Regions from separate parts of the Homo sapiens genome. Here region 2 is linked to region 1. Evidence: chromatin contacts called from ENCODE Hi-C data. All regions are on one chromosome and are shown on one strand. Each heading gives the region's core, a stretch centred on a gene start or an enhancer-like site at or near the end of the contact. The rest is flanking DNA. Distances are from core to core; before and after follow the strand shown. Region 1 holds the start of VKORC1L1 (vitamin K epoxide reductase complex subunit 1L1). Region 2 has its middle 15 kb from the start of CRCP.

Region 1 (3,641 bases), core at 641-3,140:
TTATACATACTTTTAATATACTACTTGATGTTTTATGCACAAACATGCAGCTCTTGCAGGATATAACTATGAGAATATTTAGAGTGTATGCTAAATACACTTTTTTAAAGACAAGTCAATTTTTAAAAATTATTTATTTATATTTTATTTATTTATTTGAGATGGAGTCTCATTCTGTTGCCCAGGCTGGGGTGCAATGGTGTGGTCTTGGCTCACTGCAACCTCTGCCTCCCAGGTTCAAGCAATTCTCCTGCCTCAGCCTCCCGAGTAGCTGGGACTATAGGCACATGCCACCACACCCAGCTAATTTTTGTATTTTTGGTAGAGACGGGGTTTCACCATGTTGGCCAGGCTGGTCTTGAACTCCTGACCTCATGATCCACCCGCCTCGGCCTCCCAAAGTGCTGGGATTACAGGCGTGAGCCACTGTGCCCGGCCAAGAAAAGTCAATTTTAAGCACTTAAGCAGGCCAGGCGCGGTGGCTCATGCTTGATTCCCAGCACTTTGGAAGGCAGAGGTGGGTGGATTACCTGAGGTCAGGAGTTCGAGACCAGCCTGACCAATATGCTGGTCTCGAATATGCTAATAGGCAACAACGTTTAAAAGTCATTCCAATGCCTAAAACACCACCATATACATAACATACTTGTCCTTTACTCCAATGAAGCTTAAACTAGACCCAAACTCAGACCATTTCCTTCTCCTGGCACACTGAAACATACGAGAGGGAATCCAAGAAATCAGATATGTTAAGTGCGGGTATCTTCTTCCACAGTAGGGTCAAATTCGTGTTTGCCAGCAAATGTCACCGTCCCAGTTAAGTCTGCAAATTCTCACTAGCGCTGGAGTACAAAGAGGCCTGACCACGGAAACACCTGTCCTAGCACCAGGAAGACAGTGGGAAAGGCAACCCCCCTGTCTCCGCGCCGGCCCCAAAGCCTCGGCTGCAGCGATCGGGGGGACAAGAGGTTGCCGCTGGTCTCAAGGGTGCGGTGGACAAGGTCCCACACCCCCGGCCCGCCTCCCGAGAACCAGGAAACCTGTCAAGCCAGCCTGGACCCACCCTCCGCAGCCCCCTCGCGCTCCTGCACAGCCGGGCCCCAGCCCGCCCGACCGCTCCGCGTCCGCCCCGGCCTCCCGGCTGCACTCTGCCACCTCATCCCTCCCCGGCTGCCTCGCGGCCCCGCCACCTCCGCCCCGCGGCCTGGGCTCAGGCCGCCCCCCGGGCAGGAGCGCCCCGCCGCCGCCCCCCGCCTGGCCCCGACCCGACCCCGTCAGTTCCCCAGCGGCCCGGTCCCCGCCGCCCCCAGGCCTGAGCTCCCGCCGCGCGCTCCCCACCCCGAGACTCCACCCTCGCCCCGCTCGGCCGCTCCTGGCCCACTCCCCCAAGCCGGCTACCTGGAGGCAAGGGCGGCGGAGCACTTCACCCAGGGCCCCAGGTCGCAGAGGGCCCGGTGCTCGGGGTCCCGCTCCTTCTCCCGCTCCACGTGGTAGGCGTAGATGGAGAGCAGGATTCCGGCAGCGCACACTGCATACCGGGCCACCCGCTCCCACCGCGGCACCGACACTCTTAGCAGGACGGGAGCCGCCATCTTCCCGCCGCCGCCGCCGCCGCCTCCCTCCGCCTCCACCTCAGCCGCCGCCGCCCGTCGGGGCCCGACCCAGCCGCCACCGCCGCCACCGCCGCCTCCGCCGCCGCCGCCACCACCGCCGCCGCCGCCGCCGCGCCCCATTGGCTCGGTGGCCTGCTCCGGGCCCCGCCCCCACAGGCGCGCGGCCCAACCGCCCCAAAAGGAGTGAGGCGGACGGGGCGGGGAAGGCGCGCGCGGGCGCGGAGGGAGGGGGTGGAGTGCGCAACGGCCGAAGAGGCCGGATCGGCGGGCGGAGACTGAGGCGGCGTGGCGCTGCGCCGCGCGGCCGGTCGCGCGCGAGGGGTGGAGCCCGGGGGAGAAAGGGGTGGGGCAGGGGTGGGGATGGGCGGGGCAGGGGTGGGGAGGGGCGGAGCCAGAGAGGGGCGGGGCCGAGCGGGCCAGTGCGGGAGGGACTTAAAGGAGCGGTCTAACTAGCACATTGCAAGGATGCCACTGTGGGTGACTGGGCGAACCCTCGGCCCCTCCCTCTGGGGATGGCAATCAATTGCCATCCTTTTTCCCTTTTTCGTTGTATATTTCTGACCCAATCCAAATCAACCCTGGCCAATGCTTGGAGCTCCAGAGACCCACACCTATGACCTGATCTTCCCACCACCACCTTCGGTTAGACCTGTGCAAAACTTTTTTTTTAATGTGCAAAACTATGTTTTAAATTTAAAAACTATTTTTAAAAAATGATTTATGGACCGGGTACAGTGGCTTACACCCGTAATCCCAACACTTTGGGAGGCCGAGGCAGGTGGATCACTTGAGGTCAGGAGTTCGAGACCAGCCTGGCCTACATGGCGTAACCGCGTCTCTACTAAAAATACAAAAAACAAACAAAAACAAATTAGCCCGGTGTCGTGGTGGGCGCCTGTAATCCCAGCTACTCGGGAGACTGAGGCATGAGAATTGCCGGAACCCGGGAGGTGGAGGTTGCAGTGAGCCAAGATCGTGCCACTGCACTCCAGCCTGGGCGATAGAGTAAGAGTCTCAAAAAAAAAAAGAGAGATTTACGAATGCCTTGCTTTTCCGTAAGCTGAATTTGAAGTTGCTTACCATAACTCATATAATATAGAAAAATAAAGATGAGCTAATACAATCAGGACGAAGAAAAAGAAAAGTCAGAATAAAATGAAAGGCCAGGAATAAGAACACAGATAAGCAGGCCATAGGGGCTTACATAGTTATTAAAATTGCATCATAAATTTGGCTCTGAGCTTCCTGGTGGCCAAAACTAAAAGGAAAACAGATGTATGTGCTTTTTCTCACTGTCTTTAAGAAGAAACACAGGGTTCTTGGAGATTTTCAGTGTTTCCCTGGTTGCAGCTTTCAATTTTTCAGGGGCTTTATATAGTGATTTTGAATAATAAGCAATATCCTTGTATTCGTTATCTATTGTTGGGTAAAAATCACCCCAAATTTAGCAGTTAATAAACAATAAACTTTTTTTTCCCTCACAGTTTCCACGGGCTAGGAATCTGGGTGAGGTTAGCTGTGTCCTCTGGCTCAGGCTCTCATGAGGATACAATCAAGCTGTCAGCCAGGGCTGCAGCTCTCTCAAGGCTTCAGAATCCTCTTTCAAACTCACTTCCACTGCTGCTGGCAGGCCTGAGGTCCTCTCTGGCTGTTGGCTGGAGACATCATTTCCTGTCCACTTGCACCTCTTGGTAAGAAGCGGCAGGCTTACCCCAGGGAGAGGGAGGAGAAAGAGGAAGAGACAGAAAAAGAAAATGAGAGTGAGATCACAGTCCTTTTTTGAAACCTAATCCCAGAAGTGACATCCCATCACTTTTACGAAGTCTATTGCTACTTAGAAAATAGTCTCTAGGTCCAGCCAGTCATGGTGGCTCACACCTGTAATCCCAGAATTTTGGGAGGCCGAGGTGGGTAGAGCACCTGAGGTCAGGAGTTCGAGACCAGCTGACCAACATGGTGAAACCCCGTCTCTACTAAAAATACAAAAATTAGCCGGATGCGGTGGCACATGCCTGTAAACCCAGCTAC
Region 2 (3,641 bases), core at 320-2,819, 230 kb before region 1:
CCCACCCACCTTGGCCTCCCAGAGTGCTGGGATGACAGGTGTGAGCCACTGTGCCTGGCCTCATTTTTTTTTTTTTACTTCACTTTATTGTGCTTCAGAGATATTGCATTCCTTAACATTTTTTAAATTTAAAAATATAAATAGGCCGGGCGCAGTGGCTCAAGCCTGTAATCCCAGCACTTTGGGAGACTGAGGTGGGCGGATCACAAGGTCAGGAGATCGAGACCATCCTGGCTAACACGGTGAAACCCCATATATACTAAAAATACAAAAAAATTAGCCGGGCGTGGTGGCGGGCACCTGTAGTCCCAGCTACTCGGGAGGCTGAGGCAGGAGAATGGCGTGAACCCAGGAGGCGGAGCTTGCAGTGAGCTGAGATTGTGCCACTGCACTCCAGCCTGAGCGACAGAACAAGACTCTGTCTCAAAAAAAAAAGATAATAATAATAATATTTAAAACAATTTAGATGGGGGGGGGTCTCGCTATGTTGACCAGGCTGGTTTCGAACTCCTGGCATCAAGCAATCCTCCCATCTCAGCCTCCCAAAGTGCTGGAGTTACAGGCGTGAGTCACCATGCGTGGCCCATTTTTTAACATACTAGAGGATTGTGGCAACCCTGTGTTGAGGTAGCGTATTGGTGCCGTTTTTCCAACAGCATGTGTTCATTCGCTGTCTTTGTGTCACATTTCGGTAATTCTTATTGTATTTCAAACTTTATTACTATTTTTTTGAGACAGAGTCTTACTCCATTGCCCAGGCTCAAGTGCAGTGGTTTGACCATAGCTCACTGCAGCCTTGACCGCCTGGGCTCAAGTGATCCTCTTGCCTCAGCCTTCTGAGTAGCTGGGATGACTGGTTTGTGCCACCATTCCTGGCTAATTTTTAATTTTTTTTTAAATTTTTATTTTTGTAAAAACAGGGTCTCACTATGTTGGTCAGGCTGGTCTCAAACGCCTGGGTTTCTAGCAATCTTCCCGCCTCAGCCTCCCAAATAGATGGATTACAGGCGTGAGCCACTGCACCTGGCTCTTTTTTTTTTTTTTGAGATGGAGTCTCACTCTGTCGCCCAGGCTGGAGTGCAGTAGCCCGATCTCAGCTAACTGCAACCTCCGCCTCCCAGGTTCAAGCGTTTCTTCTGCCTCAGCCTCTGGAGTAGCTGGGAGTATGGGTATGAGCCACCAAGCCCGCTTGGCTGTTTCTTTTTCTTCCTCCCTCTTTCCTCCTCCTCATTCTTTTTCCTCCTCCTTCCTTCCTCCTTACTGCTGCCCCCCAAATTGCTGGGATTACAGGCATGAGCCACCGTGCCTGGCAGTTTCCGTCTCTTCCTTCTCCTCCTCCCCCCTCCCCTCCCCTCCTCCTTTACAGGCCTGAGCCACCAATCCATGTAGTTTCCTTCTCCTCCTCCTCCTTTACAGGCATGAGCCACTGCGCTTGGCTGTTTTTTCCTCCTCCTCCTCCTCCTCCTCCTCCTTTACAGGCGTAAGCCACCTCGCCTGGCTGTTTCCTCCTCCTCCTCCTTTACAGGCTGCGCCACCACACCTGGCTGTTTCTCCCTCTTCCTCCTCCTCCTCGTCCTTTACAGTCGTGAGCCACCTCGCCTGGCTGTTTCCTCCTCCTCCTCCTCTTCCTTCTCCTCCTTTACCGGCATGAGCCACCCTTCCTGGCTGTTTCTTCTTCCTCCTGCTCCTCCTCCTCCTCCTTTACAGGCATGAGCCACTGTGCCTGGCTGTCTCCTCCTCCTCCTCTACAGGCGTGAGCCACTGCAACTGGCTGTTTCCTCCTCCTCCTTTGCAGGCTTGAGCCACTGTGCCTGGCTGTTTCTTCCTCCTCTTTCTCCTTTACAGGCGTGAGCCACCACGCCTGGCTGTTTCCTCCTGCTCCTCCTCCTCTTCCTCTTCCTTTACAGGTGTGAGAGCCACCAGGCCTGGCTGTTTCTTCCTTCTCCTCCTCCTCCTCATTCTCCTCCTCCTTTACAGACCTGAGCCAGGGAGCCTGGCTGTTTCTTCCTCCTACTCCTCCTCTACAGGTGTAAGCCACCAAGCCTCGCCGTTTCCTTCTCCTCCTCCCTCTCCTCCTTCTCCCCCTCCTCCTCTTCTCCCCCTCCCTCCTCCCCCTCCTTTCCTCCTCCTCCCTTCTTCCTTTCCTCCTCTTCCACCTCCTTCTCCACCTCCTCCTCCTCCACCTCCTTCTCCTCCTCCTCCACCTCCTTCTCCTCCTCCTCTCCTCCTCCTCCCCTCCTCCTCCTCTCCTCCTCCCCCTCTCCTCCTCTCCTCCTCCTCCCCTCCTTCTCCTCTCCTTCTCTCCTCCTCCTCCCCTCCTCCTCCTCCCCTCCTCCTCCCCTCCTCCTCCCCTCCTTCTACTCCCCTCCTCCTCCGCTCCTTCTCCTCCCCTCCTCCTCCTCCCCTCCTCCTCCTCTCCTCCTCCTCTCCTCCTCCTCTCCTCTCCGCCTCCTCTCCTCCTCTCCTCTCCGCCTCCTCTCCTCCACTCCTTCTACTCCCCTCCTCCTCCGCTCCTTCTCCTCCCCTCCTTCTCCTCCCCTCCTCCTCTCCTCTCCTCCTCCTCCCCTCCTCCTCCTCTCCTCCTCCTCTCCTCCTCCTCTCCTCTCCGCCTCCTCTCCTCCTCCTCCTCTCCTCCTCCTCTCCTCCTCTCCTCTCCTCCACTCCTCCTCCTCCACCTCCTCTTCTTTCTCCTCCTCCTCTTCTTCCTCCTCCTCCTCCATCTCCTGCTCCTCCACTGCTCCTGGCTGTTTCTTCCTCCTCCTCCTCCTCCTCTTCCTTCTCCTCCTCCTCCTCCTTTAACAGGCATGAGCCACCACACCTGGCTGTTTCCTCCTCCTCCTTTACAGGCTTGAGCCACTGTGCCTGGCTGTTTCTTCCTCCTCCTCTTCCTCCTTTACAGGCATGAGCCACGGCCTGGCTGTTTCCTCCCGTTCCTCCTCCTCCTCCTCCCCCCCCCACTCCTCCTTCTTTCTTATGTATGTATTTATTTATTTATTTACTTACTTATTCATTTATTTTTAGACAGAGTCTCCCTCTGTCACCCAGGCTGGAGTGCAGTGGCATGATCTCAGCTCACTGCAACCTCTGCCTCCCGGGTTCAAGCAAGTCTCCTGCCTCAGCTTCCCAAGTAGCTGGGACTACAGGCTCCCGCCACCACACCCGGCTAATTTTTGTATTTTTAGTAGAGATAGGGTTTCACCATGTTGGCCAGGCTGGTCTCGAACTCCTGACCTCAGGTGATCCACCTGCCTCGGCCTCCCAAAGTGCTGGGATTACAGGCATGAGCCACCGCGCCCAGCCACTATTTTTTTATTTATTTTTTAAAGACAGAGTCTTGCTCTTGTCACCCAGGCTGGAGTGCAATGGTGCAATCTCGGCTCACTACAACTTCTGCCTCCTGGGATCAAGCAATTCTGCTTCAGCCTCCCGAGTAGCTGAGATTACAGGCGCCCGCCACCATGTCCAGCTAAGTTTTGTATTTTTAGTAGAGATGGGGTTTCACCATGTTGGCCAGGCTGGTCTCAAACTCCTGACCTCAGGTGATCCACCCGCCTCAGCCTCCCAAAGTGCTGGGATTACAGGCGTGAGCCTCTGTGCCCAGGATTATTGTTTTATTTATTTATTTATTTATTGAGATAGAG

What was found. Hi-C counts contacts between places; a loop is a spot of excess contacts on that map. Pooled maps may share reads with other maps.
Region 2: a pooled map shows a loop between it and region 1 (4-fold over the local background). The contact joins the enhancer-like site here to the promoter of VKORC1L1 in region 1. A Hi-C loop is called at or near these places in 1 of 50 pooled maps.

What each region holds. Positions count from the first base shown.
Region 1 is chr7:65,871,323-65,874,963 of GRCh38, reverse strand. It overlaps VKORC1L1 (vitamin K epoxide reductase complex subunit 1L1), which reads right to left and starts at 1,890. Exons shown (of 3, transcript NM_173517.6): 1 at 1,399-1,890. The coding sequence starts at 1,592. RefSeq lists enhancers at 389-940, 1,492-2,043 and silencers at 1,109-1,178, 1,726-1,905, 1,619-2,118, 2,139-2,198.
Region 2 is chr7:66,098,044-66,101,684 of GRCh38, reverse strand. No RefSeq gene overlaps it. Among named protein-coding and RNA genes, the nearest start is that of CRCP, 15 kb to the left of the region's middle. RefSeq lists an enhancer at 919-1,480. Within about 2 kb of position 1,569, at least 38 of the 41 ENCODE cell types and tissues checked have a DNase peak (open chromatin) inside an H3K27ac peak, as active enhancers do.